Regions from separate parts of the Mus musculus genome. Here region 2 is linked to region 1. The links are chromatin loops, found by intact Hi-C in ENCODE. Cell type or tissue: left cerebral cortex. All regions are shown on one strand. Each heading gives the region's core, and the rest is flanking DNA. Links, peaks and the distances in the headings are about the cores only.

Region 1 (15,821 bases), core at 3,890-11,889:
GGAAAGTATCCCTCAAACCACATAATGCAGAAGGAGGAGACATAAGTAAAGCGGCTATTTCATTGAAGATACCAAGTGGCCTTTGGTCTGGTTCAATGTCTTCTACAGTGGTTTTTCCTTATAGATGATATAAAGCCAAGATGAAGGCACACACTTCTCTGGAATTAGTACTTGGATTGTCTCAACGTCTTAGTTCTTTCGTCTGGTGCAGAGGTCACTTTAGGAGATTAAACTTCATTCATTCTGCATAGAACAAACAACACACACATCTCTTTTGGGTGATAGGAGCATAGGTGTACCATGGCCACTGAGCTTAAATCTGTTTCAGAAGGTGTGCCTTCTGTGGGAGGTTTGATGATGCATACTGGATGGGAGGGTGACTAACATCCATGAGTGGGTGTTGTGAGATAGAAGCAGGGGTGCTGGTTAATCTTGAGTGCCAACTAGGGTATCTAGAAGACATATGTCTGGGGCATGTCTATGAAGGCATCTCCAGAGAGATTTAATGGACAAGGGTGGTCCTATCCTACTTGTGGGTTGTACCATCCCTAGGGCTTAGCTTTCAGACTGAAGGAAGAGGAGAAAAAAAGCAATGGGTACCAGCATTCATCTCTCTCGGCTTCCTGACTGAGGATGCAATGTAACCTTCAGCTTCACACTCCTGCCTTCACGCCTCCGGAAATAGTGGCCTTTCCTCAGGTCAACAAGTTAGTTTGTATCTTTCCTCAGAAGCCATTGATTCCTTTCATTTCCTCTTTTGAAACAATGTATATACCTTGCCTTGAACTTCTTTCATTCCTTTCTCCCCCTTTTTATCATGAGGCTCCAAAGTCCTCTCTACCACAGCTAACAACCATGAAGGAACTGTTCAAGGGAGCTTTCACACTCAGATCAAAGCCATTACCCCACCCCCACCCCCCCACCCCCACCCCCACCCCCCACCCCCCGGTGATTCACACCCTATGACTTTCAGACATATATACCATTGCTAACAAACCAGCCAGGGCTTCAACTGCCTTGAAGGTCAGGGTTCAAATTAGAGCAGAGAGCTCCTTAGCACTAAATGTGCTAAAAGGGACCTGGTAGCCATAGTTCACATTTGGTGCTTGGCAGGGAGAGGGCAGGGCCAAGACACGTGCAAGGTTCTTCACAAGTCTCTGAAATCAATTAGAATCACCAAGGGCAACTTGCAGAAGGATTCTTAAGAAATACAAAAATCATCATCACAGAAATAATGGACCCAGGGAAAAGAATTGAATGTGCTTTGGCTTTTAAGCTGTTCTGAGATATAAAACTGCTTGTCTTCTGTCTGGGGAGCTGCAGCTTTAGCTCCTGTTGTCTTTGATTTTTGTTTTGTTTTTAAAGCAAGATTTCTTGAGACAAAGTCTTCCTTTAAAAGCATGCTTAAATTATGTTAACCACTAATTTAAAACCATGTGCTACATGGAGCTTTGTTCAAAACGGTAGGAAGTCTGAGCTGCCATTCCACGGGGTTTAAAAGCCACAACTCTCAGAGATATCACCTTCATTTCCTCTCCTGTTTGATTAAAGTGCTGTCCCATGTGCAGGGCAGGGAGCTGATGGCGTTTGCGGGAGGATGCGGATGTCTCCCTCCCAGCAAGCTGTGCGCACTTTATAAGGATGGGCTCGGAGGTGCCCAGGCATGTGTGTGCATGCGAGATGAGAGGGTGTTCATGCTTTTCCTTAGATGCCTTTGTGTTTGAGATAGGGGGGGTCTCTCATTGGCCTGGAACTTCACCAAATGTGCTAGGTTAGCTGGCTGGTGAGCTCATAGTAAACAAAGCCCAGAACCATGCCTAGGTGACTATCCACAGATGTCCCCATGGAGAACTGGGAGCTCAAGTGGCATCCTTTGTAGTAGACATTCCTACTGAAAATTTTAATCTGCTTCCTGCCACTTTTCCAATTAACTATCTGGGTAATTGTGCTTTTGTTAGGGTCAGAAAAGGATAATCGAGGAAGACAAAAGACATGCCTTCATTTTTATCTTCCAAGTAGGGACTCTGAAGTATCTTTCTCAGTAGACACAACTTCTGTGGGGTTTTTTGTTTGTTTGTTTGTTTTTGTCTTGTTTTGTTTGGGGGGGGGGAGAAAAGGCAGAGCAGAGAGCTCCTTGGCTCGTATCATCTCTACAGTATAAATGGGACTGGTACACACGCAGTAAAACTGTTACACACAGCTATGACATCAGGTATGCTCCATCCCTCTGCAGCTTCTGTGTATCATTGACAAAGGTGGTCAATGTAAGAAACTTAAGTAGGAGAAGGAAACCAGGTATCGCAGTGAATCAAGAAATCACGGAGGACTAAAGGATTCTTTCTAAACTCTTGGACCAGTTGCTTTGGATGTAACGCCTATTGACTCACTGAGTCACACAATCACCATGATTCAGCACTCCTTAGACTTTAAGCTGCTATGGCTGGGACTATACCAGAAAGGAAATTGCTGGGTATTATAGAAAGTAAAAGGTTGGAGGCTAGGCCTCAGCTGCAGTGACCATGGCTTTAGAGGTGCCAGGAGTAGGGGGAAAAATGTGTACCTGGTTGAAATCAGAGTTGATTCTGGCCCTGACTATTAAATGCTTGCTGTGGGAGTTCCCATCCCTGACTCTCATTTTCCTGCTCTGCAAAAGGAGGCTAGTATTTGTACACACAACGGTTAGCTTTACATATCAACTTGACACAACATGGAATGACTTGGGTGGGAAGGAAGTTGGGGAATTAGCTAGATCAGGTTGCCCTATGTGCATGTCTGTGGGGGATTGTCTTGATTGACAGTTGATGTAAGAGGGGCCAGCCCACTGTGGGGTACACCATTCCCTGGCACTGGGCTCTGAGATGGAGTAGAGAGGACTAGCTGAGTGCTAAGTATGCATGAAGAATTTCTCTCTGCTCTTGACTCTGGATATTATTTTCTGCACCTGCCTTGATATTTCTATGATCATGGACTATAATGTGGAATTGGAAGCCAAATAAGCTCTTTTTTCCTCAAAGCTGCTTTTGGTCAGGATATTTTATCACAATGACAGAAGTGAAATGGGTACAGGAACACTTCGTAAACAACATGTTTTGCTGTGTATATATACACATACGTGAAATATATATTTACTATATATGTAAGTATATGCAGTTATTTAAGCCTAAGGTAGCATCAGACATACAAGCTCCCCAAGAGTCTTTGTTGGAGAATCCATTTAAATGAGGCAACATTGAGGTTGTCAATATATCCTAATTTTCCCTCTGGTTCTCACTTGGTAAGCTTTTTCTTGGTGTGTTCCCTGGGACAGTAGAGGATAGGGGATATATTCAAGGATTAGCAACTGCTTTGGTGAGTATAGCCAAGTTACTGATCAATGGTTCTCTGTCAGCCTGTGATTGGGTTCCAGGAGTTTACCTTTGAACTCTGTCCTTTTTTTTTTTTTTTTAACCAATTAAGTCATTTTGTCCTTTATTTGGGTGAAAGTATTAACAGTACAGGTGCCGGAGAGATGGTTCAGGTCCAATGACCAGGAAAAATGGTCAAAGAACATTTGCTGCCTTTGTAGAGAACCTGCATTTGGTTCCTGACTCATGGCTGCTCACATCCACCTATGTAACTGCAGTTTCAAGGAATATATGATGTCCACTTTTGGCTTCCACAGGTATCTGATCACAATGTGGTACACATATACACGCTTACACAAACACACACACACACACACACACACAGAATAAATAAATAAATAAATGAAATAAATAACATGGTTTGTTGGACGTTTACCTAACATCAGGCTGAAAGGAAAGAGGTGCTGCAGGATCGGGAGGTTTTGAGTGATTTACATGAGAGATGGGATGCGATTTATTTGGCAGAATAAACTGAACTTCTTACCCTTGAATCACAAAAATCTTAAAACAACCACTGTGGCGGCTTAGTCACTGAAGTTCCATCTTTAATGGACACAATGCAGGTCAGTTTCAGAGGGTCTCCTTGTCAGTCAGCTCTCCCTGTGATGAAGTGTGTTAACGGAGCCTGGTACCCTTTTGGGTTAACACACCCTTCTTATCTGCACTGCCATTCTGCTCTCTCCCCTGGCTAAAAAAAAAACCAACATGCAAAGCTTCATTGGACTTTAAGGCTGACTGGTGAGGATGGCAGAGGGACTCAACCCTCTGTGTGAATGTGAATGAAGACAGTAGGAACTATCATTGGAAGGGGGAACCTAGTGACGGGGTGTTGCTAGGTTGTCATACTCAAAGATGAGATTAGATCTGTGAGGCACCAGCAGGTCTACTATGAGTGATGGGGGAAGTTTATAGAGAGATGTTCAGGATGCCACGAGAAAGAAGGCTAGGGGAAACCAATGAGCAAACTGGGGTAGTTTTTTTTTTTTTTTTTTAATCAGAAAAACAAAGCATGTCCTTTCAAAACAAATCATAAAGCAAAAATGATTCAACAGCATTGATATTTTCAAGCCATGCCATCTGTTAAAAATCAATCGAGTACACTGTGGGGAAAAAGGACTGAACTTAGTAGTTCACTAAATTTAGCTCAGATAGAGTTGTTATCAATACCACCACTGTGAAGCTATAGAGAAGATGGCCCTTAGATTAAAACAGCATTTCAGGTCCCTTTCACATCCGAGAGCCTATTACTTTATAAACACAAAACCCATCGATTCTTCTGTCTCGGCAGCTCAGCTACTGACCTTGGTTCTAAGCCTCCCTTGAAGATGAGAATGCTCGCCTGTTCGCTGGAGCCTGGGATTCTGTCAGGCTCCATCCACAGGTAGTTAACTAGAATGGAAAGCTGAGGAGGTTGCTAAGCAACTCAGATTTGGATAAATATACCTTCCTTTCCCAGTGTACCAGATGAGTAGGTAAACACACACTCCTTTGACTGCCTTAAATCTTACCCTGTGGGTCCACTTACAGAAATGAACAAAAGAAATCAGGCAGATAGTTAGGTAATTTAGACAAATTTTTTAGCAGATAATCTGATAATTTAAAAGCCCCAAGTGTTTAACTTCTGAGTCATTTCCCCCAATTCTCCATTTTAGTATAAGAGTAAGATGACGTCTCAGCCATATACCATTAATCCTTACCAAAGTGGGGTGCAGTGTAGCATGAGAGAGAGAAGGGAGGAAGGAGGAGGGAGGAGAGAAAAGGGAGGAGAGAGGAAGATGAGTATGAAGAGGAGAGGATGAAGAGGAAGATGAAGAGGAGAGAGGGAGGGAGAGAGTCGGGGAAGAGGGAGAGCGGGGAACCAATAGTATTTGTGGTGAGTGAGGCAATATACCTTCTATAATTTAATCACTCCTGCCCTAGAGTTGATTTGTGTGTTGGGATGTCTGCTTTTGGGTCTTGGAACATAGTCATTCGTCGCTAGTAGGACAAAGAGGTCAGCTCCTGACAGTGGTGGCACGATCGTTTCTCCTAACCAGGCTCTGAACTCTTTGAGGACATTTGTTTTTATTTCTTATGCTGTCTAAAAGGCAAATAGAGCAGGCATATTGTTGTATCGTGATGCAGACCAAACATGTCCGATCAAGATACTGGAGATGGTACAAATGAAGTCTCTTAAAGCACTTATCATTACTGTGACACTTTATTTTATTACATTTCTTTATGTTTGTGTGTTTTATTTACAATCTCTCTTTGTCTCTGTCTCTTTGTCTCTCTGTGTCTCTGTCTCTGTCTGTCTGTCTATCTCTCTCTCTCTCTCTCTCTCTGTGTGTGTGTGTGTGTGTGTGTGTGTGTGTGTATGCAATACACAGGTACCATGATGACCGTGGAGGAGGAGGGCATTCAGGCGCAAGCAGGAACCAGTTTTCTCCTTTCACCATGTCGGTCTGGGGACCAAACTTAGGTCTGCAGGCTTGGTGGGAGTGCCTTTACCCACAGAGCCATCCTGCTTGCTTTTGGGACACTTTAAATCTTAAGCCAAGAAAAGCACTTTCTATGAAACAAGGTTAAAACTTTGATATTCTTTAACCTAATTTTAATGAACCATATTCAACTCAAAAATATTTTCTGGCAGTTCAAGGGCATGCCTGTGTTTAAAAAGATGGCAAAGTGTCAAAGCATGGCTCAGATGCTAACATTTTTTCACTTTCCCGTGGATGTGACATCTCCCCGTGACAAACATCTCCACCTGACTCAGTCCAGTCACCACCAAACCACAGTCGTTTCTTCAGTCTGATGGATGCAAAACTATTTCCTGCCCTATGAAAACAATAGTGTTTGGGGCAGTAAGCCAGCTCAATGGGTAAAATTGGTTGCCACAGAAGCCTGGCAAGCTTAGATCAGCTGCATCCACAGAGCCCACACAAAGTGGGGATCCACATTTTGATTCCGGTGCTGAGGGTTGAACCAGGGCCTTGCACATGCTAAGTATGCTCCATCCCCATCTATATCCCCAGCCCACTCAGTTTGTTGTTTCTCCCCTCCTCCTCTCTCTTGAATAGGCAGAGGAGATGTGTGCAAATCCAGCCCTTTCCACTGCCTTTCCCTCTCATATAGATTCCTAATATTGTCATTGAAGAGTGGGACTCCCCCTTAGTTTCTTCTGGATTTCTAGCACCTAGCATGGCACCGGACACCCAGCAGAGGCACAGAATAAAGGACAGGGAAGAAGCCCACTGGCCTATTCACCGGAAGCCATGCCGGAGAGCTGGGATCAGGAGAGTGAATTTGCTCCTCTGTGCTTTGCATCTCTGTGGGGAACACCAATCAGGTTGAGCCGTGCGTTCCTATGGCATCTTCTCCGTGGAGGTCAGTTCTGTTCTACCAGAGTAGAACGTGGAGTTTCCATCCTACTAGAGCACTTAGTTCTATATCGCCCATAGCACACGGAAGGGCTTCATTGCTCACGTTGGGAGGTGTTCTTTACAGTTTCTACCTGTGACATCTTTTCACCTGAGGAGTCTACATCTATTTGACCAGACAGGTGTACAAAGCAGGTACAGAACAAAAAAACCAACCCCCCCAAACCTCCCCCCAAAAGAAGTAAAACATGTATTGATATCAAGCCATAAAAAAGTTGAATTCTAAACCATTCTATAATATACTAATACAGTTTATGGAAAACTATAGTAAATTTGCCTACTGATAAGCTACCTGGATGACTTTTCTAGTTCTACATAAAGAATTTAAACCCTGAACTAATATTTGGTGGTGTAAGAGGTAGATGGTAGTTGTCATTTTTCCGAGTTGACTGACGTTTCATGGTAGTGGTCAAGGCTGCAGTGGCTATTTTGCATGAATACAGACTACAAAATGGCAAAGGTAATGCTAAGGGCTGTTTCAGACAATGTGGGAAATCCTGTCCTAAATCCCAAGCCAAAATCCATCCAACATTCTTATTTTTTCATGAAGCTTAGACACAAAGCTTAAGACCAACCATTTTAGCACCATTTAGTGCAAAGATGTCCCAACTGGATACTTAATGCGAAGGATCCACAATAGGAAGATATTAAAGGCCTTCCCCCATGTCTTTTCTCCAAATTAAGCCATTTTGCTTCTGTAAGAGCAGAAAGCTGACCGTATACTAAAATCTCTGCAGTTCCTAATGTAACAGTCTGGGGGCTGATCTGAGGTACTTTTGCCAGTATTTCTGGGTGTTGCACATTGTGGGGGTGTGTAAATGTGTTATGTTCAGAACCTAGGGCTGCAGCCAAGCCAGGAAAGTAAGGATGGTTGCTGCCAGGAGCGTCTCAGATCCATTACAAATTTAGATATCTGGACTTTTGGAAGCCTTTACTGTCTCCAGTTTTCCTATGACATTCTCATTTGGTTTCGTTAACCCCCAAACTTGTGGCCTGTAGTTTAAGCTCAACCTCATAGGCCTCACCAGAAGTTAAGAAAGCACACACACACACACACACACACACACACACACACACACACACACACACAAAAGGAAAAGGAAAAAGGAAAAGGAAAAGATAAAGAGCCAGGGCTTCAGCCAGCCCACCATGTCTAGTGTTTGTAGCCAACCAACTCAACCAATCAGGCACCCAAAACATACAGGGGAATATGTGGGTCCCGAATATATATATATTTCCCTTTCCTCTTTAAATTTCCTAAGTGGCTCCTTAGAAAATGATATAGGCTTTACATCTTATCACGGTCACGAATGACCTAGAGATAATTTGAAATATAAAGGAAGTCGTGGGCAGGTTGTAGGCTAATACTCATTTTATGGAAGGGATTTGAGCATGTGGGGGCTTTGATGTTGGGTGTGGGGCTGGGAGCAGTTCTTGATAGACTCCGACAACTCTTTTTACTAAAATGTGGTTCAGGCTAGCCCAAGTATATACTGACAAATGGATAATTTGTCTCTGTAATATGTAACAGAAAGGAGGTCCTTTACGATGCTAAAGGATTCTGCTAACGTAGAGAGGAGAGGAAGTGTTAACTTTTAGACTTAAAGAACATACAGGTTTTTCTTAGGAAGACACGGTGTCTGGATCAACTGCAAAGTGCAATACTAAGATGTTGGTATTTCAATTGGAAGGCTTTTTTTTTTTTTAATCCAGTGATATTTTTTATTTTTCATTTAATACGTTGTCTTAGTAACTACTGTGCCAAGATGCTCAATGCTTGGAACATAATTCCTAGCTTTACCAAGACAGGAGAAAAATAGAAAAAGATGGAACCTTAAAATACCTTAGCCAATTAACTCTGGATTATTTCTGACTTCGGGAGTAGTCAGTCATTTGACTGAAGTCGCTAAAGACGATAAAGAACACACAGAATCTTCCTCTTTCCGTCTGGATTTTCATGACTTCAGAATCTCCAGTGTTTGGAGGTTTCGTCAGATCTGCTTTATCTGTAGATCCAAGGTGTCAAGAATGGATAGACGTAAGGGTCAGCTTAACGGAAGATGTCACAATGAGGCAAACACCAAAGTGATGGAGTTCATGACTCAAGGCACAAATTCCCATAATCTAAGGGCAATCTGCGAGATAGGAAGTAAACGGGAGATGGAGCCGATCCGCTCTTGTTCACTGATGCACAGTGCAAGATCCGAACAAGCTCATGGCCAACTTCAAAGGCTTTGTTTAAAATCCCCATTAAATCCTTTAAATCTCCTCTTAAATGGCAGGTCCTCTTGGCAGGTCTAGCTTGTTGCTCACTACACAATATTCCAGCCTGCTTTTACATGTGTGTGCATAAACACGTGGATATGCATGCCCGGGGGTGTTTGTGACATGCATGTGTGATTCATGTGTGTGTGCTCAACCTCATAAGCAGGTCTTTAGGTGCTGGCCTTTTTTTTTTTTTCTTCTTCTTTTTGAAATTTTTCTGTTTTGAGACAATGCCCTTCCCTGGGATCTAGAGCTTCTTATTAGGCTAGGCTGACTGGCTAGAAAGCTCTAGGGACACTCCTGTCACTGCTTCCCATCGATGGGATGACAAAGGACCACACTCAGGTATTTATATGGGTGCTAGAGTTGAACTTCGGTCCTTTTGCTTTCATGGCAGGGACTGTACTTGCCCAGGCATCCCCCCCCCCCAGCTCTGACATAGCCCTTCCCGCACCCACCATTATAAAAAGTTTATAGGACCAAAAATTTTATTTTTAAGTGCTTTTTGGCCTACTGAGTGGTAATATAATGTGTTGGGGCCTGTGAGAAATTGGGATTCTGCTGAGAAACTTCGAGTGGAAACTTGCTCTCTACAGAACAGACGAGATGCTCATGGAGGTCTTTCTCTTGCTCCCATTCCTGCCTTGATTGACGCCTGGGGTGTTAACAGCCACTTGGTCACCAAAGGCTAAGAAACTATCAGTGCTACCTATGACTTATGACTGATGTCAGTCTGCCCCGATCAGATCACTACACCTATTTTATTGTTATTTATATGATGTACATATGCATGTGTAGGGTTAACAACACACACACACACCATACAAAGAAAATTATAAGTACAACCGAGTGCAAAAGTCTCATAATATTCGATGTGTGTCCTTGGCTGCATGCAGCTGTAGAGCTTTGTGTTGGGTGTTCCTGATAGTCAATAAACAGAGCAATACCCTCCCCCTACTACCCTTCCCCCCACCCCCCAAAGAAGAAATCTGGCTGGAGATTCCAAGGCATTTTTCTCTCCTCATTCTGTGTGAAGTACTGGGGCCTGGATCAGTGTTCAAAAGTTTCCCCCTGTTCTAACACCCCGTGATACCATCTTTGTCTCGCAAAACTGCGAGCGTCACCACACCAAGTATTATGCTTGTTTTCATTTTCCAAACCCGTATTATGTTGCCAGTGGCAGAGAGGCAGCCATTCTATTAAGTATGGTTTAATTAAATCCTTCTCTACAGGCCTATAAACGAAGCGTGAAGAGTGTGGCCTAAAGTACCAGGGGAAAACATGATGGGAAAAAATCTCAGTTCAAGCTCATAAAGCTGACAGTGGGAATGGTACTTCTTAGGAGAAAAATGACACACAAGCATGGAATCAGAGCCACTCCAGGGACGTTAGCAATGGCTGCATGTCTGGTTCTGGACCCATCGGGGACGCCAGCAAAGCTTGATGATTTCAGTGATGCAGTGATGCTGTGCCAGACAAGAGAACGACACAGACAACATAGCCTAAGAGAGGAAGGAAAAAGCAATAGGCAAGCTATATTTTGAAGGATGACTAGGGATTTCCCAAGGGTGGGTCTATGAGGGTGAGATAATGAGATGGTCAGATCCTGATGAGGGAACGGAATCAATCACATTTTAGGACCCAGAGCTTTGGTGTTGGGGGGCACAGAATCACATTCTAGGAACTGGAGCTTCGGCGTATATGCCGGCATGTGGGCTCATGAGGGCAGGGCTGGGGAAGAGGCTGAAGAACCAAGGAAGTGTCAGTTGTAAAGGGTGGCATAACCCTGCTGTAGGGAAGGGTAGACGCACACTGGCCACAGATCTGACCCAGTTGAGTTCCAGAGTGAAAACCATGGAGTATGGATTTTGTGACACCATCAAGACCGTGTGGATTAGCTACTTGTTGTTATGATCAAATTTACCTAATGTCTTAGTCAGGGTTTTTATTCCTGCACAAACATCATGACCAAGAAGCAGTTTGGGGAGGAAAGGGTTTAATTCGGCTTACACTTCCATAGTGCTGTTCATCACCAAAGGAAGTCAGGACTGGAACTCAAGCAGGTCAGGAAGCAGGAGCTGATGCAGAAGCCATGGAGGGATGTTCCTTACTGGCTTGCTCAGCCTGCTCTCTTATAGACCCCAAGACTACCAACCCAGAGATGGTTCCACCCACAAGCGGCCTTTCCCCCTTGATCACTAACTGAGAAAATGCCTTACAGTTGGATCTCATGGAGGCATTTCCTCAACTGAAGCTCCTTTCTCTGTGATAACTCCAGCTGTGTCAAGTTGACACAAAACTAGCCAGTACACCTAATAAGAAGCAATGTAAGGGAAGGGGGAGATTTATTCTGGCCTGTTGTGTGGTAGGGAAGGATGGGGAATAGCTTTGGGTAGGGGGAGCACGGGGACAGCTGGTGAGGTAGTTCATTACATGCATGGCAGCTCTGTGACTTGACATCCACAAGGTGGATGCAGCTTATAGAGTGTTTAGATAGGACTTACAGCAGTCCGACAGAAGGCATCAATCAGAAGGCAGGGGTTCGGCAGATCCAGGGGCAAAAGATGAGTGTGAGAACTAAGGCATGGTCAGGGACAGAAAGGAACAGGTCATAGTAGGGATGTCAAGATGTGGTCAGCTGGGTGGAGGTGTGTAGGGGTTGACAGAAGAAGAGTGACCTGCCTGGGAAGGGAGGTGTGACGGGGCCACAGGTAGAGGTTCAGTTTGGTAATGACACATTTGTAAGGTCACTCTGGGTCTGGCTGAGAATGAACCGTGGAATTCAAGATGAAGATAAGCCTGCAATTTCACGTATGGCAGCTCATCAGCACTTAGTGGGGAAACTCTTCCCAATTTAGAACTGTCTTTATAGACCTGTTTCCCTCGGTTGGCACATGCCACGTGTTGTAGTTCCAAATTACTCCAACCTGGAGTTAACAGTTTTAAGCCAACTTTCTGTTACCAACGTTATAAATTTTTAATCATACCCAATAACTTAAAAACCAATAATCTATAGTCAAGACATGCAGAACATATTTATATATTTAAAACCAGTTAGATACCTCTGCTTCTCTAGATTGTTAGCATAACTCTAAACACGTACAAAAAACACATTTTACCATTATGTTGTCCTACAAGGTTCATTTATTGCTGGCTCAAATCCTTACTTTCCTTTGTGCGTGCGTTCAACTCCCGTCCTTCACTGTACCCAGGTTACTGGAGCTCCAATGTTGAGGCGCCATCTGACCAAGTCCGCTCAGTCAGTCAACAGGTCCATTTTAATTTCATCAGTGGGTTAACTCTTAAGTCCTTCAAAACCACCCTCTCTTTTACTTAACAAGTATTTAGTGATTCCTCTGTAATAGATAGCTATTCAACACAGTTTTAAAGAGTCCAAATGATAAGACTGTTCAAAGGTGGAATAAACGGGAAATAGTCTACTTTTAGTGGCATGGAAACTCCCCTTTTGCCGGCTAGCTTTCAATAGTGCTGAAAGATAAGGAGCGAGGTAAGGAACTACCCCCTTGCTGGGTAAGGAGCTCCGGTGCCATAGTGACATGAAAGTTAAAGGAGTAACCAACTGTTTTCTGAATAGAAAGAACTGGTACCTGGTACTGTAAACCTGGTTAAAAGCTCATGGCTAGAGATGTCACAGGCCTAGTGGGGAACCCGATACTGTTGTGTTGCTTCATGAGCACGTTGCCAAGCTGCCTGCAAGTATTTATCCTTAGACCCTCAGATTAATGCTGCTCTCAGCTTTGGGCAGAGAAGTTACTACAGTGGGTTGTAATAAATCAGTAGATTAATTAATTGTAATAAAAATTAGAAGTCGGGCAGGGTGGTATATACCTGTAATCCCTTCATTCAACAGGCTGAGGCAGGAGGATCAGTTGTTCAAGACCAACCTGGGCAAATGAGGTTCTGTCTCAAAACACCAACAAAATGAACAACAGCACGTGGTCAGGCATCATTACACTTAGTGACTAAACCCCATGTCTGCCTGGTTGGTCACTGCAGAATGTGTTTGCTAACTTATTCATCCAGTAACTGTGAGCTGAGCACCTCCTGGGTCCCTGGCTCAATTCTAGGTACCAGGAGACAGGGGTGAAATGAAAGGCACCGGCTTGGCTCTCAGCCGTTACATCCCCACCGAGGCAAGTCAGATAACAGGGAATAACCAGAACATACCAGTGTGACCTCAAAGGGACATACAAGCCGTGCAATGACTCTTGGGATGAGGAGTGACAAGAGGCACCTGTGAGCATGCTGAGTCTCATAAAAAAGAGATCATGAAGTTGGAAAGGTGAGGGTAGATCTGGAAAGTGTTGGGGAGTGGGGGTGAATATAAGCAAAATACAAGGTAAGCAGGTATGAAACTCTCTAATAATAAAGATATTATGCCACTGAAGGATTGTGTTTAATGTTTTAAGGTGAAATGTCAAAAGTTAGTTGGTCAAAGGACAAGTTGAGGGTGTATGGAATACTGAATATACTGGTTTCTAAGCACCCTATACATTTTCAAGAAAACATTTAGTTTGTGTGTGTGTGTGTGTGTGTGTGTGTGTGTGTGTGTGTGTGTGTGTGTGTGTATGAGTATCTTTAGAATCCAGAAGAGAGCATCAGATTCCCTGGAGCTGGAGTTACAGGCAGTAACTAGCAGCCTGCTGTGGGTGCTAGGGAATGAACTCGGGTCCTATGTGAGATTAGCAAGTCCCAGTCCCTGACAGGGGGAATTTTAAGCAGAGGCCTGATGTAGTCAAACTTACAGTTTTAAATGTGTATTCTGGAAACTTCAATGACAAAACGATAGACAAGAGTCATTATTGACTCTCCTATTGCAACAAGTGACACTTGTGGAGGATTTTGAAGTTTGAACATTTTAAGGATCCTGCCAACAAATAAGGACAAAGAAGGTGCCACAATGAAAAAATTACCTACGATATCTATCTTTATCTAGATAGATATAGTATATATCAATATATATTTTGCAGCTGGCTTTACCTAAGGGGATTTTTCTCAGCTGATACTCAGGGTAAAGAATGTCTCTTAAAAGAAACATTGAAACTACCACACAGGAAGAAAAAGCCAGCATTCACACACAGCATTGGTGGGGATTTAAAATGATACAACCAGTTTTGAAGATTGTCTGGCTGATTCTTACAGAACTGATAGTAATTCCCCTGTTATGAGCCATCAATTCTACTCTCAACGCCCAGGAATAACAAAAGTGATGTCTAAGAGGCTTCTCTAAAACAACCTAAAGCTGGAAGCAGCCAAAACGTTCATCAACACAGAACGGACGAACAAATCGTGCTGTTTGTATGCAGAACGCTAGCCAGCGACAAAGCAGGATGTACTATCGAGATGTTCAAAGAACACAGATAAACCTGACAAGCAACCAGACAACAAAAACAGTCACCGGGAGAGGAAGAAGCCTCACACAAAAGACCAAAGTGGTATAATTGTATCTAATATGAAAATTTATAACTGAACACCTAATAGAAAAGTGGGGAGGGTGGGGGGGGACAAAACAGCTGAGGGTCACAGCCTTGGAGATGGAGCTGGGGCTGACTCTGAGGACTTAAGAGTGTTCTCTGGTTATGTTAATGTTCAGTTTTCCAACAGAATGAAAACGCTTCGGGCTTGTGCAGTTCATTGTGTTTACATTTTATATTCCCCAAAGAAGGAGCCAGCAGTAAGCCAATGCTCACTCAGTGGGCAAGCACAGCTGAGACTCTTAGATGCTGTGTCTATCTTCAAATGCCTTAGAAAACATGATGGGAGAAGAAGGATGGTGAAGCTGAAGGCCGAGAAAGTGAGTTTAGTAAGAGGAATGCCATGATGAAATAGCAGGAGAAGAAATGAGAGAGCAAAAATGTAGTTTGACTTTGATGGCTGGTAGAAGGTTAAAAAAAAAATTAAAAATCCCTATTTCCTTAAAGAATTTCCTTAAAGGTTGGGAGAACTACCGGGATGGCACAAACGCAAGGAGAATGTTGATTCAAGCAGGGCTCAGACATGTTATTAGATCAAGGATCTTCAAAGAGCAACAAAGAGCAGAGAGAAGAAACTAAGGGCCCAGAGTTGGAGGCAGTGGTGGTGGAGGAGGCTGAGGTGAAGGAGGAGGCTGCAGAAACACACACAAGAGGCTTTGGACGTTTGGATGGTCAGGCGAGGGATGTGTGATGTTTGTCAGAAATGGGCGAGGCTGGAAGGAACCCAGATGCCCCTCAACAGAGGAATGGATACAGAAAATGTGGTACATCTACACAATGGAGTACTACTCAGCTATTAAAAAGAATGAATTTATGAAATTCCTAGCCAAATGGATGGACCTGGAGGGCATCATCCTGAGTGAGGTAACACATTCACAAAGGAACTCACACAATATGTACTCACTGATAAGTGGATATTAGCCCAAAACCTAGGATATCCACGATATAAGATACAATTTCCTAAACACATGAAACTCAAGAAAAATGAAGACTGAAGTGTGGACACTATGCCCCTCCTTAGATTTGGGAACAAAACACCCTTGGAAGGAGGTACAGAGACAAAGTTTGGAGCTGAGATAAAAAGATGGACCATGTAGAGACTGCCATATCCGGGGATCCATCCCATAATCAGCTTCCAAATGCTGACACCATTGCATACACTAGCAAGATTATGCTGAAAGGACCCTGATATAGCTGTCTCTTGTCAGAGTATGCCTGGGCCTAGCAAACATAGAAGT
Region 2 (15,821 bases), core at 2,526-10,525, 54 kb before region 1:
GCCAGAGATTCTCCGCATTCCAGCCCATTTGCCTTGGCATTTCAAAACACACTTAGCCAACTTTTGACAGGAGCTGGGCATGAAGAAGGAGGCTGAGGAGAGGCAGAGGGTTGCCACGGCAGATGGGAACACGAGGGTCTGGTGAGGAATGGGTCTGAGCAAAGGAGACAGATGGAAGCGTTTGGACAGGAGGCCAGTGGAACAGGGTGAGGGGGCAAGTTAGCTGTGACAGATAGTCTAAGAATCAGAGAGTTAGCTGTGACAGAGAGTCTAAGAATCAGAGGTAGAACAGGAGGCCAGATTAACAACTGAAGACTCAAGAGTCTGGGTCAGATGGTGTAGCTCAAACATGGCTCTCCAAAATTCTAGCCGCCCTGTCCCTGTGGAGGGCACCCTATAGGTGAGTCCCTACTGCCTATTGCTCATCAGACCGGAGGAAAATGTGGTCACATTCTTATATTTTACACCTTTAAAGTTTTAAAAATTAAATTAATTACTATTTATGGTTGTTTTGCCTGCGTGCATGTTTATGTACCATGTGCATGCCTGATGCCCACAGAGGCTGGAAGAGGACACTGAATCCCCTAGAACCGGAGTTACAGACAATCGTGAGTTGCCATGGAAGTGCTGAGACTCGGACTCAAGCCCTCTGGAGCGGCAGCCAGTGCTCTTAACCATTGAGCTGACTTTCCATCCTCTTGAAGGTTTGTTTTAAGAAACTGTGTTTGAGGGTAATTTATTTCTTAAAACCAAACCAAACAAATAAAACGAAGCCTCAATAGGTAGGCCTGGTTGGCCTGGGAGTCCTCATGTAGACCGGGCTGGTCTTCAATTAGCCTTGTAGCCAAGGCTAGCTTTGATCAGCTGATGCTCCACCTCCTGAAGTTATTACAAATACACACCACTTTGCCCATACTTGATATTGATCTTCATTCCTTGTCTATAAATGAAGTTTTAGAGACTCTATTGAGTATCTTTTATAATGGGAAACTCATCTTAATGCATTATTGCTTTTCTTATTTAAAACTCCCCCTTTGTTGTTTATTTTTTCCATTCCATATGGTTTTTTTTTTCTCTTTTAGATGATATAGCTAGCACACATATCATCTAAAAGACACGGTATGGGAACTCAGTATTAAGTCATGATTGAGTCAGGATGGTTAGCATTTCTATCCCCTTGTACACAGTAATGGTGTGTGTGTGTGTGTGTAGTGTGTGTGTGTGTGTGTGTGTGTGTGTGTGTGTGTGTGTGTGTACGTGTTTGTGTCTTCAAGCTTCCTTCTTGGTTCTTTATGAATTGCATAACAGGTTGTGGTACTGTACAGTTCCTGAATTACAGAACATTGGCCCTTACTGTTCCTCATTCATGTCCATACCCATTATGCCAGCACTTCCTTTCCCTCCCCCACACTCTCTAGCTTCTAATCACCAACACTCAGCTCTCTCCTTCTTGGAGGTTAATATTTTTAACTCCCACAAGGGTCTGGGAGCATGGGGGTTCATCTTGGGGTATCTGGATGACTTCACTTGATATTTCTTCCTATTTCATCCATTTAGGCACAGGCGATGGGACTTTATTCCTTTAATAGCTGAGTGATATTCTTAGAGTGCATGCCTACTCCTTACGTCCTTTACTCAGTCACCTGTAAATATGTGTCTCTGCTGACTCCATATGTCGCCACGTTTTTCCTTTTGTAGAGTTTAACTTTTGCCTTTATCAGAAGGGTATCTTGTGATGTATATACTGATCTTGTGATGTATATACTGCATATTGTTCAGAGCATGTTAGACTTATCCACGTCTTCAAATACTCATTTCATCATGGCAGAAACACTATTTTTTTTCTTCCACCTTTCTGCAAAACTTAGTATGCAATTCTTAGAAAACCACAACAGTTTCCTGTTTATATCTTTTCATCTGGAGGGATGATCATTTTCAATCACCCTTGCCAATTTTTTTTTTTTTTTGGACAATTACCTCTTCATCTCCAAGTAATATGATTTCATTTACGTCTTGTCTGTTTTTTTCCATTTTAAGGCGTGATCCATTGAGTCCCACCAGGGCACACCTGTATGTTAAATGGTCTCATTATTTAATCCAGGCTTGCCTCACACTCAAACGTAGTCCAAGATGGCTTTGGATTCTCAATCTTCTTGTCTCTCTGCTTCCCCAGTTCTGGGATTACAGGTGTGTATTAGCCGTTCAAGCCTACACAGTTCCCTGTATCTTGTCTTTTTAATGTCGCGCTGCCACAGTTCTCGGAGAGTCACATTTGGCTCCTCAGGGCCACTCTGATTCTCTGCTGGCCCTTCTGGTTTCCTAACGCTACTGTTAACAGCGTCTTGGTTTTTCTTTTTCTTTTTCCCCCTCTTTTATTTTCTCACCCTATCCTTTTCTTCCCTTTCCTTTTTTGTCTCTTTGTCTTTTGAGACAAGAGTCTTGTTATATAGCCCAGGCTAGCCTCAAACTTCCAGTTCTCCTTCTTAGTTTCCTGAGAACTGAGTTTATAGGTGTGCCACCACACCTGGTCTAGCTCTTGGCTTTGTAGGAGCTGTAAAATGACCCATCTTTCCCCTTCTCTTCTAGTGATGTGAGTCTCCACTCAGCAGAGCCCAGAACAATAGACAGTTTCCTTGTTTTTCTTCCACTGTGGGTCCTTCTCTCATCTGAACAGTTGTTCTGTAGCCAGGCTGTTTGTCTGTAACCTGGCATCTGGTGTCACCTTCTATGATGTTCCCTCCTATCTTCCTATGCCCTGTCGTATCTTTGTCTCTGAGTTTATAAATAATAAATTAAAAAAAGACCTGGGGTTCAAATATTTCCCATAATCCATGTGTGCTCTCCCGTAGACTTTATTCCAACAATAAAGAGACCTAGAATAAAGACATACTTCCTATAACCAGTGTGTGCTCTCCTTTCGACCGTATTGTAACAACAAAGAGACCCAGAATAAAGAACTATTTCCTGCAGCCAGTATGTGCTCTCCCATAGACTGTATGGCAACAACAGAGACCCAGAATAAAGAAACATTTTCTTAGGAGAAAAGATCAGAACAGCTGTTTTCTCTCACTAATCCGTGTGAAAAACCCATTCCCAAAGTACTGATACCCTGTTCCTCACATGGTCGGATTTTATGCCCACAGTGCAGTCTATGTGTAAAACACCTAAAGAGAATGCATTTCTGTGGTTTTTCCATTTCAAATTCCCATAAAAGGAGAGGTCTACACACTTATGGGCATTTCACAAAGTTTGTGTTCATGTTCAGCTGGGAAACACAGAGGGATCTTTAGCTTCGAGTCACGGACCACTTTTGGTCCTCTGGCTCTTGTTAGCTGGGGCACTGTGATGGTTAATCTTTACAGTGACTTGGATGGATTTGGAATCATCTAGAAGATACAAGTCTTGCTGTGTCTGAGCAGTGAAGGCTCACTCTCACATGGCTGAGTCTTGAACTGAATAAAAAGGAAAAAGTACGCTGAACATCAGAGGTCCTCTGCCCCTGCTTCCTGACCCATCCACATGTGAGCAGCTGCCTCCCACTCCTGCTGCCACGCCTCCCCGACCATGGTGAACTGTCCTCGCTCAAACCGAGAGCCAAAATAAGGCCTTCTACCTAAGCGCTTTCTACCAGTTATTTTATAGCAGCAGTGAGGAAAGTAACTAAAAAAGGAGCCCTGGGGAATGTGCTTAACTTTGCTTTACTATGTCACTACCCAATTATAGGCATGATAGAGACACCCAGACCGTGAAACACAGACAGATGAACAGGCTAACCAAGGGTAGTGGGACAGTCCATAGCTTAGCACTAAGAGTTACAATATGTGTTACAATGTGTTACAAGAGTTACAATGTGTGTTACAATGTGTTACAAGAGTTACAATATGTGTTACAATGTGTTACAAGAGTTACAATGTGTGTTACAATGTGTTACAAGAGTTACAATATGTGTTACAATGTGTTACAAGAGTTACAATGTGTGTTACAATGTGTTACAAGAGTTACAATGTGTGTTACAATGTGTTACAAGAGTTACAATATGTGTTACAATGTGTTACAAGAGTTACAATGTGTGTTACAATGTGTTACAAGAGTTACAATGTGTGTTACAATGTGTTACAAGAGTTACAATATGTGTTACAATGTGTTACAAGAGTTACAATGTGGGGGGTGTTAAGGGATCACTGAGAACCTATGGTGAATAGAAGAGATTTAAAAAAATATTTTATTTTTTCCTGTCTCTTTACCTATTCTTTTAATATTTCTCCCATACAAGTCTAAACAAGATCCGATCCTGCTTAGCTCTGAGAGCACACAAGATCAGGCATCTTCAAAATGGTATGGCTGTAGACTTCTTCCAATATTAAAAAAAAGCTTCAGATTTATTTCCTTTATTTTATATAGATAAACCTTTGGTCTGCATGTATGTATGGGCACTGTGTGCACCCAATGCCCACGTGAGTGAGAAGAGGGCATCAGACTTTCTGAAACTGGAGTTACAGATGGCTGTCAACCATCATGTGGGTGCTGGGAATTGAACTCGTGATCTCTAGAAAAGCAGCAATTTCTCTAAACTGCTGAGCCATCTTTCTAGCCCCTTCTTCCGACATTTCTATCCAAGATTTTCTCTAATGAGTATTGATTACTATAAAGTGAGAGGCTGGCCATGTAATTAGATTTTTAATCATATTTTCCTCCTAAATTCTTTTTTACAGTGACTCTTTAACATTTAAGTAGTCCCTCATAGGCGCTAGGGATATGGCTCTGTAGGTAAAACACTGAATTAACTCCTCAGAGCCTACGTAAAAAAATCCAGGTGTGTTGGGTGGTATGCACGTGTAATCTCAGTTCTAGCGAGTTGGGGCCAGGCTGATACCTGGGATTCACTGGCTAAATAGTCCTATGTGGAAAGTTCCAGGCCAATGAGAGACTTTGTCTCAACAACAACAACAACAAAATTAGTGTGTGACATCTGAGGAATGGCACCAGAGATTGTCCCCTGACATCCAAATGTTCCTGCACAAGTGTGTATCTAGACACAGGAACACACACACACACACACACACACACAGAGGAACACACACACACACACACAGAGAGAGGAACACACACACACAGGAACACACAGAGGAACTCACACATAGACATAATCACACGTAGGACCACACACAGACATACATACACACACACACACAGGAACACACACACAGGAGCACACACAAACATACACACACATACACATAGGAACACACACACAGGAACACACACAAACACACAGCACAAAGAATTCAAGCAAGGATAATCTTGGATAAGAACCCTCCATCTTCCCCACAGTTCACCCAAACCTTCTCCTGCTCAGTGGAGGAGAGCCTGCTGAGCCTTCTCCTCACTAATTCCCCCCGTGCTAAGGACAGCTGTCACAGTTGCTCTGAACACTGGTACCCCACAGCAACATGCAAATGGTGTGAGCCCAGAATAACAGCCTATGTGTCCAGTTCACTTCCTTAGCATCTGTAAGACACCCTGTCCAGTGAACACAGTCCTTATGCTGTCTTTCCCCTTGGCACATGTCCACCCTGCCTCCCAAGGGCCTGGGAAGCATGCTTTGCCCGAGCTGAAGCTGAGCTCATTTTCCTCCATCCCACGGAGTCCAGCACGGTGCCATACACCTAGAGAAGTCTATAAATATTTTTGATTGACTAATGAATTGGCTTCCACTCACTGCTCTGTGCTTGCTGCCTACTCTCTGGCACCATCCCACATCAGGCTGTAGGCCAGATTTTTCACAGGAGAAATTTCCATTTAAAAGTGGGTGCTAGATTAGTCTTTCCTGTGTGGAACCACAGTGGCTTCCATGAAGAAACACGTATGTTTGCTCTCACCGAAGGCAAGCCCTGCATCTTCCATGGCTCTTTTTTTCCCCTTTAGGGTATCAACAACAACAACAACAGCAACAAAATACATATATTTCATGTTGTTCAAAGAGTTTTGTAAAATTGTCACAGCAAGTTCATAAAAAGAGTAAAGAAGAAAGTGACTTTGGTAGTGTTTTCGTGTTCATAGAAGAGAGTGAGGTCTTTAGGGTCTCCTGAAAGCCAGTTCAATGTTCCTATTCCTAGGTCAAAGATGGAGAAGCAACCGTGGTGAGTCTTTAGTGATTCTCTCTCACACACACACCCTGTGTGTGTATGTGTGTGTGAATGACCAGGTGTGTGTGTGTGTGTATGACCAGGGGTGTGTGTGTGTGTGTGTGTGTGTGTGTGTGTGTGTGTGTGTGTGTATGTGTATATGACTAGGTGTGTGTGTGTGTATGTGTGTGTGTATAATCAGGTATGTAGGTGTGTGTGTGTGTGTGTATGACCAGGTGTGTGTGTGTGTCTATGTGTGTGTGTATAATCAGGTGTGTAGGTGTGTATGTGTGTGTGTGAATGTGGGAGCCAGGGGTCAACCTCAGGTGCCACTCCTCAGGAAATGTACCCCTGACACCTTTGGGCGTGTTGCATGTGTGTGTGTGTGGTTGTGAACACTGGTCGTTTAGGAAGGCAGAGGAAGTGGCCGGGTGGCCTGCTCTATCGCTCTTATTCCCTTGAGACAGGTTATCTCATTGAAGCTGGGGCTAGGCTGGAAGCCAGCAAGTTGCAGGAATGCCTGTCTCCGCCCTCCCCAGTGCTGAGGCTATAGATGTGCACGGCCACGCCCATCTTTCAACACCAGTGCTTGGGATTTGAAGAAAGTCCTTGAAGTGTGCACAGCAAGCACTCTGGCTCAACAAGCCACTCTCACAGCCTCCACACTAAATTTTTGAGACAGGGTCTCTAGCTGTAGCTCATGGGTCCCATCTGCCTTCACCTCCCCAGCACCGGGGTAGATTACGAACACGTGCCACCCAGCCCAGCTCTTCCTCCTGGGATCTGAGAATTGAAGTTGGGGCTTACACCTGCACAGCAAGCACCTTACAGGCTGTGTCCTCTCCCCAGCCCCTTGGTGATTCCTCGAAGCACATTCAAACCCATGGATTTCTGTGCTCACGAACCTAAGATTAAACAGGAAATAGACACAAAGCCGTAGGAAGATGAAGACTTCCTCTGCATATATAAAATCCCACTTGACTAGTTTCTCTACAAGTATACCAAAATTTAAAAACAGCTGGTCAACCATCAGGCCATTCTGTCTTAGCTTAATTCTCTTAGGCAAGGGTGCATTAACACATTTCTTTCCTTCCAATCACCGAGGGACGTAATCTTGTGATTCATTGTTAATTCGTCGTTGGTTGTATTTACTCATTCATGCTTGATGGGCCCATTAAACACGTTAGCTTGGTTTGGTTTGTTTCCAGTCCCCTGCTAGGCACTGTGGTCATATCCAGAAAGCCAAGTCTGAAATATTTTCTGTGGTGAGCAGTATTAAGAGGGGACAAAAGTCATGTTCGGGAAGGCAGGGGTCACCAAGAGACGACGGTCATGCTAGCAAGGAGCTCGCTCACCTTTGCATTTTTCCCTTCCTCGTCTATGGAGTGTCTGGAAACTGCTTTTCACCAAACAGCAAACGTCAGTCACCACTTAGCCTGGGTCTCAAATGTCATGTAAAAATTTACATAGGAGGCTTGGTTCCCCAGCCCACAGTCCGACTGGGAGGTGGAAATTTCAAGAGGCGGGGCTGAGTGGAAGGAAGTTGAAGGGATACGGGTCACCACCCGTTCTTGTCTCTTTTCTTGTTGGTATCTACCACTTGTTCCTGCATTGAGCATCATTTTATCACATTCTGGAAGCAGGAGAGTCAAATGATCACATGATCCAAAACAAGCCTTTCTTCTTAAAAGCCACAGGCATTTTAAGACAGTGACGTAAAACTGACGCACAATGACGTAAAGCTAACGCACAAAGCTGCCCTTTTCTGTCTTCAAAGAAGTTTCAGGTGTTATAAGCAAAATAACAAAGATTAGAGAGTTATGTGAGTGGGGGAGAGGGCACTCTAAAGCTTTTATAAAACTATAGAAAAGATTCCTGAGATCTTGAGTAACCTAGGAATCCATCTGCTGCCTCTGCTAAGGTCCCATTGGTGAGGGAGAGGTAGACTTTTCAGTGAGACTTTTCCAATGCTACACCTGTCTCCTATAGTATCCCCTCAAGGTCTAGAGAGATTCCCCCACCCCCAGCACCACGGAGATAGCTCGGCCCTATTTGGGTGCGAGTCATCCTATTCTCCATCCTTCTTGTACTGCTGCTGCCATGCTCCGAGGGTCCTGTCCTGGCACCGCTGGTCTCATCTCCCAACCAAGTCTCCCAGGGCCCTTTATCCCCCTTAGGGTACGGACTTCCTGTTTTCACCACCAATGCTGAGCAGAGCACAGGAAGGCAGGGCACCTACGGAGATTATCTCGCCAGTTCACATTTCTTCCTTGAGACAGGTTCAGTCCCCCAAACCAACGCCCATTGGCTTTACAAAGTAAGCCATTCTTTGAACTGGGACCTCTGGCTCTAAGACGCTAAGTTCTGTCATGTGATATTGAGTGGGGTTGGGGGTGGGGGAAGCATCACAGGGGTCAGAGAATCCTTGAGATATGGCCACTTCAGCGGCAACCCACCTACCTATGGGAATCTGGTGGACAATTAACTTGAGTCTCAATTTCCCAATTTCCAGTGAACGAATCTAACTCTTCACCACTCACTGCCTGAGAACATGGCATGGGAATGCATTTTGAGCTGTCTTCTGCACTGGCAATTACGTTCATCTCACTGCTCTGTCCTGAGGATAGCCCAGACTTGGGAAACTATACTGCAGCAGGATGAACGGATAAAACTTCCAAGAGAAATCCAGTATTTCTGGCAGAAGAACAAGAGATTACAGGGAAGAGCCACATAGAGTAGAGAGATGAAGGGAATACCCTGATTCTGGAACATTCCAGCCTCTCCCTTGAGTTGTATATGTGTGGGGCAAACCCAAAGACCCTGAGTACTGAACTATTACCAACCTCTGTCAGAGTCCAAGACTAACTCCCAAATAGTGCACACATGGGATACAGGGATTTGAAACTAGAAGTAATGTTAGGACCACGACACACTGCATGCAACACAGAACTAAGCTGGTTGGCTGGTGGCGCCAAGCAAAACCAATGAGGCAGCATTTTCCAAGGGACCCAGGGTCTCACAAAGCAAAGCCCAAATGTCCAAGATTCAAATCAAAACAGTTTGGCATGCAAAGGACTAGAGAAACACAACCAGCCCTGAGAAAGGACAACCTGCAAATGTCCACCAGCCATGAGTGACAGAGGTGACACAGACATTGGAATTCCCAGAGACCTTTGTAGAAGCTGCTTTAACTGTGCTTGAGATGAAGCTAATATCCCTGAAATAGCTGGAAACCAGGAGTTCTTAATAGAGTAATGAGAACTAAAAGGAAAATCTAGAACTATAAACATACACACACACACACACACACACAAACCTACAATAACAAAAGACAGAAGTCCATTGGGTAAGCTTCAAGGCAGGATGGAGATGGCTGAGGAAGGTACCTTTAACTTGAAGATACAGATCCTGTTTAATCTGAAGAACAGAAGGAACAAAACATGGAGTTTGAGAGGTCTGTTGGATGACACTAAGGGTCTAATACTAGTGTTAATGGAACCCCATGAGAGGAGAAAGAGGCTGAAGTAGAAAGCCTAGTTTTTGAAACAATAGCATCCAGGCCTGGTGGCTCACACATGTAATTATAGAGTTGGAAGGCAAGCTGAAGCAGGAGGATAGCCATTATTATGAGGCTACTTTAGATTACATAGTGAGTTCCAACCCAGCCTGGACTGCAGAGTCTCAAGAGGGAAAAAAAAAAAGAAGAAGAAAGAAAAGAGGAGAAAGATACAATCACTAAATATATCACAAAGTTAGAATGAGAGACATAAATTTATAGTTACACACACACACACACACACACACAGGAGTCCCTCCAGAGATAAGAAAAATAAAGATAAGTGAGAATAAACAATTGCAGAGGGAGTAAAGGTAGGAGGGAAGGAAGGAAGGAAGAAAAGAAGGAAGGAAGGAAGGAAGGAAAGAAGGAAGGAAGGAAGGAAGGAAGGAAGAAAAGGAAGGAAGGAAGAAGGAAGGAAGGAAGGAAAGAAGGAAGAAAAGAAGGAAGGAAGGAAGAAAAGAAGGAAGGAAGGAAGGAAGAAAAGAAGGAAGGAAGGAAGGAAGGAAGAAAAGAAGGAAGGAAGGAAGGAAGAAGAGAAGGAAGGAAGGAAGGAAGAAAAGAAGGAAGGAAGGAAGAAGAGAAGGAAGGAAGGAAGGAAGGAAGAAAAGAAGGAAGGAAGGAAGGAAGAAAAGAAGGAAGGAAGGAAGGAAGGAAGGAAGGAAGGGTGGGTGGGTGACTATGATAACCTCTCTTTGAGAGGCGTAAGAAGCACCAAGACTGTCAGTTGTTACACATCTCCCTTAAATCAGCGGTTCAAGGAGTTAATCAGCACAAGGTCCAGCCACAGTGAAAAGTGTTCTCATAGTAACACAGCTGACGGAACCACTATTAATGAACAACACATGAACAAGCTCCTCTCCAGCCGTCACAAACTTCCATTTGTGACCACAAAACTTCATCTTTCTCCTCAAACTTAGGTTTCAGTTCTGTTTGTCCTACCGGGGATTCTTTACATTTTATATATGTTCTGTTTTAATGTCTCCTACTGGGTACCCAACCATGATTTGCTGTATCAAAAATAATGGCATGAAGAAAGGAGAGATGGCTTAGTGGTTCAGAGCACTGGATGCTCTTCTGGAGGACCGGGGTTCGAGTCCCAGCACCACATAGCAGCTCACAAACATTTGCAACTCCAATCCCAGAGGATCTACTGCTCTCTTCTGGCCTCTCTGGACACTGCATGCAGATGGAGCAGGCAAAATACCCACACACGTAAAGTGAAATAATAATATTTAAAAAAGCTATGTAAGCTTAAATGCTTACTAAATGGTCAAATTATTTTTAAAAACTTCTTCTGACATCATTGTTGCTATTTGTGTGATATCATTGTCCCTAGTATGTGATATCACTGTTGCTGTTATATGACATCATTGTCCCTAGTATGTGATATCACTGTTGCTATTATATGACATCATTGTTCCTAGTATGTGACATCATTGTTGCTATTATATGACATCATTGCCCCTAATATGTGACATTTTTATAATTCCTATAATCAAACTTCTCAAAAAAAAAAAAAAAACAAACCAAAACAAAACAAAACCCACAAACACTACAGATTTTGGCACATGTTTGGTAAATATAATCCAAAAGTATTTCTTTTTGGAAATCCACCTCTTTTGATCAGCTTTATTATCTAATTATTTTATGACTGTGTATAAGTACACCTATTATTAAAGTGAGGAACTCAGAGCAGCAATTTTGGTTGTTTGTTTTTCCATCAATGTAATACTTAAGTAAAGAGGTGGGAACAGATGAGAAATGCTGTTACGGAAATGTCACTCAAAACCTCCCAGGAGACAAGCAAAGCATGGCAGGGTGGTAAAACATTAAAAGGATTTGAATCATCAGTGTCAGGATAAATAGGGACGTATACATCTAGTGAGTACTGTCACTATTCTTCCTTCTGGGTTTTTTCAGCTGCTTCTTATTTTTTTTAACATTAGGTTATTTTATATCTTTGTAGATGCAGAAATCAAACTTGCAAAAGAAAAGCTAGTAGAACAATTGCAACAATATAATTATTGATTGGTTGATTATTATTGGCCAAAACCAAATCCAGCACTTTTCCCCTGGGGAGTTCCAGTGGCCTCCCCTGCCTATGGAAGATGGGAGTTTTACATTATGAAATACATACACTCTTGTATTATAAATCACATCTTTTAAGATCTGGAAGATCTTTCTGGGTATTTAATAAGCCTAGAAGTGTTCAGTATTATTTGTGTGATAGTCCCTATTCTATTCTTCTCCAATTCACCCTTTGGCATCACTGTACAACTGGCTAGGTTGAAGATTTGCATCTGTCTTACTTAACTGGTTTCCTTTTTTACACCAGCCGATCAGGTGTGCAAGCCACAGCATATTTGTGGGACACAGGACAACTTGAGGGAGTTGGTTCTCCCTTGCCACGTGGATTCCAAATGTGAAACTGAGGTCCTCAGACTTGGCGGTAAACACCTTTATTCACCAGTGAGCCACCCTGTCTACATTGTTTTTGGAGAAAGACCGAGAGCACACATGATGCATCCGAGGACCCCCATCTCAGACTGAGAATCACTCCATGTCCCCATCCATAAACCTAAGCAAACGTCCCCAAATGCAGCTCCTGTCCTCTTCCCGCCTACTAGGTTTCCACATCCCCAAACAGAAATAGTTACTAAAATGACTCAGAAATAGAACTCCTACTAAGAGGAGAAGAGGATTATGGGAAATAAGATGAGCCGGTGCAACTGTCTCCATCACAGGCCCACCAGCACGAAGATTCATCTTGGGAAAAAGTACATATGGACGATGATGAGAATTCTGATGTTTATTCTCTTAGAACACCCATGCTTGGGAGCTTAAGGAAGGTTGCTCTGCATGTGGTCCAGGTGCACAGTTTGAGGACTGCTAAAATAAGAAGCATAAAGACCAGTTTCCCTCTACAGTGTTGACATGATTTGTACTTATAAAGTCCAAACTGAAAGAAACTGAATTTCTCACTAGAGCTCCGTCAGGATGCAGGGCCTTTGGGAGGTGATTATGTTGCAAGGTGTGTGCATTGCAGGGATGGCGGGGGGCACACTCATCACCAAAGGGTGTAGGGGGATCCTCATGACCAGAGGGTAGGGGCATGCTCATGATGGATGGATATTTTTATGAGTTTGGTTTCAGTCTTGGGGGATGAAGTCTTACAAGGCTAGTCACCATGGGAGTAGGCTGTTAGGAAACCAGGCTACCTCATATGCTTAGCCACAGCTCTGACCACTTCTATATTATTCACTGACACAGCATGAAGTCCTTTCGAGCTGTGACCACCTGTTCTCAAAGTTCCCTGCAACAAGGTCTAGGAGCCAAAACAATTTCTTTTCTTCATTACTTTCTCAGCCTCAGGTATTTTGTAACAGTGGCAACAAAATGCACTAAGAAACACTTCCAAATCTACACTATCTGAGGGTCTTTCGCTTTCGCAAACCTCTTTAAACATTTTTAATTACTAAAGAAGTTTAACTAGCTCATCACTCTCTCTCCCTTTAGAAAGACAGTGGAGGAATCTGAGTCCTATTGAAGAGGTCATTCTGAAGTTAGAAAGTGAAGAGATGTCCACAGCAGAAACTCTGGGAAGCCCTCAGGTATCTGTCACTTCCCAAAGGCTCCATTCCAAATACTAGCAACTGTAGGATAAGCAACTCAGCATATGAATTTTCCAGGACAAAGACAATGGCTTCCAAACTGATGCTGCAATGGAGCCTGGTGCAGAGAAGATGCCCATTCAACTCAGTTTTGGAGCATCCGCTTGGCCTGCTCAGTGGCGACTACTGAGTGCGTCAGTCTGATGGGGTGTGGTGGCATCATCTAGAAGACAAATCTCCTGATATGTCTCTGAGGGAGTTTTCTAGATTGGGTTAACTGAGGAAGAAAGGCTCACCCTCAGTGTGCTTGGTACCACCGAGGAGGCTGGGGTCTTAGAGTGACTAAAAGAACGCCTGCTGAGCACACACATTAATCTCTCCCTGCTCCCTAGTTGTGCGAGCAGTGTGTCCATCTCTTCCCAAGATCCTGTCTTCACCACACTAGGCTGAGCCCTTAAACTGGGATCCAAGTAAAACCCTTTCTTAAGTTGTGTTATTTGGTTAATTTGTTGCAGAGGTTTACAACTACCGGAGTCTTGTGTTTGTATTTGGAAGTAGAGAAAAAAATACCACCCCCCCCAAAAAAAACCCAACCAACCAAAAAAACCAACAGCTAATTTTCTTGAAGTGGCCCAGCCTGACTGATTCTTGTTGCTAAATTGTGAAAAGGAGTTTATCTCATAAGAACCAGAGACTCTACTGTGAATAGAAACCAAACAGAAAACAAGATAGGGAATTGGGACGCCATCCCAAGTATAGATCCTTTGCAAGGAGCTCACGAAGCTGAGATAACAGCTTCTATGCAGTGGGTGTTCCCTCTTGACCTGGTGACAGCCTACCCTGTCAGTCACAGCGGAGAAAGTAAATCTCCAGTGAATCCCAGAATTTCTCTGGATTCCCACATGTTATCACACAAAGCAATGTTTTTTTTTTGTTTGTTTGTTTGTTTGTTTTTTCTCCTCATTAAAAGATAATCCCATAGTTTGCTTACAGTGTGGATTTTAAATTCTGAGCAGCTGGAGGCCGACAGGAGCCTCAATATTTCCTTGACTTATCCAGCCACCAGGCAGGGGTGAAAATTTAAAAACCAAGGCCACCCCCTCTTTCTCCACTTGTTTGAGAGGTCAGCATGAAGCCAGGACTGTTAGACAGACCTCTAGTTTGTAGCTAGCATAGCTGAACACTGTTCATAAGAAGCAAAGGCTCTTCTAGGCTCTGCAAAGCCCATGTCTCTTCTTATGCAAGGCTGAATATTAAAAGGTGTGTGTGTGTGTGTGTGTGTGTGTGTGTGTGTGTGTGTGTGTGTGTGTATAGGGGGGAAAAACCCTGTCAAATAATTTCTTAATGAAAGAAGCCATGCTTTTCCCAAGTAAGAAATCGATTTATAGAGAAAAATGTAAAGCAAGACTCCCCTAGGCATAAACCTCACACAACGAAAGGCCAGGCTCATGGGACTGCACTCACTTGGTGCACTTTATGTGCTGAGATGTCTCCTCACCACCGTTTGTGAGCCGCAGTGTTTAATGCTTCCGTACTTCAGAAAACAGGTCTTACGACTAGCCTTTAAATAGATTGAAAGTCAGGATCTTGGAACTCAGGGTATTAGCTTGGGCTGGAGGAATGAATGAGCTGAGCACACGTGTCAGTGGTACGTCACTAAAATTTATAGCACAGGGATGGCTGGGGAGATCACTTGGTTCACAAAGTGCACATCTTGGAAACATGAGAAGCCAACCCAAGCATGTCCAGAACCTATGTCAAAATCCCAAACACTTTTTATCTCAGAGTTGGCAAGACAGAGCCAGGTGGGTCCCTGAGGCCATCTGACCAGTCACCCTAGCCTAGTGGCCAGTGAGAGACCAAACAATAGAGGAATGTCTCAAACAATAGAGGAATGCTGTTTAAAAACACTATCTCAGTCTTCTGTTTGTCTTCCATATTTGCACACATATGTGAATGTTGGGGGTTAGTCTGGTGCTGTGTATACAAATGCTAACTTCTGAACCCCAAGATCTGGTTGCCTCCAGACAAGCAAATTCCCACATATATTGGCCTTTGTTGAGTAAACCTTGCTCTCCTATTTGAAGCTATTTGCTGGATAAAAGTGGCTACAGCCAATTACTAGGGAGAATAGAGTAGACGGGACTTTGGTTATTGGGCTAGGAGTCATAGGTGGGGACCACAAGAAGGAGAGAGAGGAGGAAGAAGAATGAAGAAGACAGAGAGAACAGGAGGTTTCCATTAGACACAATGGACCAGGAGCATGTGGCCAAGTGAAATGGCCCCAAGGACAGACTGACAGAGCAAAAATAACCCGGATGAAACTCAGACTGCAAGTACTTGGAGCTCAGCTGGGAAGTAGCCAGTCTAGCATTGGAAAAATAGATTAGGGGTAATTCACCCAGGACTTGTGCTAAAGCTGAATAAATAAATCTTAGTCCCATTCATTCATTTGGAAGCTAGCTGGGGATAGAGATAAATATTTTACACTACATTTGAACATGTACCTCTTATACACATGCACAC

What was found. A loop is a pair of places that touch in the nucleus more often than their neighbours do. Peaks named below come from ENCODE experiments on the same cell type or tissue, not always from the same donor. Only the 100,000 strongest peaks of a DNase experiment are listed, where the experiment ranks them.
Region 2: it touches region 1 in a loop (2.3-fold over the local background); 2 of 42 quality-filtered maps call a loop at or near these places.

The regions. Positions count from the first base shown.
Region 1 is chr13:46,454,284-46,470,104 of GRCm38, reverse strand. No RefSeq gene overlaps it. Among named protein-coding and RNA genes, the nearest start is that of Gm35110, 34 kb to the left of the region's middle. In left cerebral cortex, for the core only: a CTCF peak has its summit at 7,591; DNase peaks (open chromatin) are centred at 6,324, 7,628, 8,487, 8,688 and 1 more place; H3K27ac peaks cover 747 bases.
Region 2 is chr13:46,507,212-46,523,032 of GRCm38, reverse strand. The region is part of intron 1 of Cap2 (CAP, adenylate cyclase-associated protein, 2 (yeast)); the gene reads right to left. Among named protein-coding and RNA genes, the nearest start is that of Cap2, 13 kb to the right of the region's middle. In left cerebral cortex, for the core only: no CTCF peak of the experiment used is centred there; DNase peaks (open chromatin) are centred at 5,686 and 6,635; H3K27ac peaks cover 791 bases.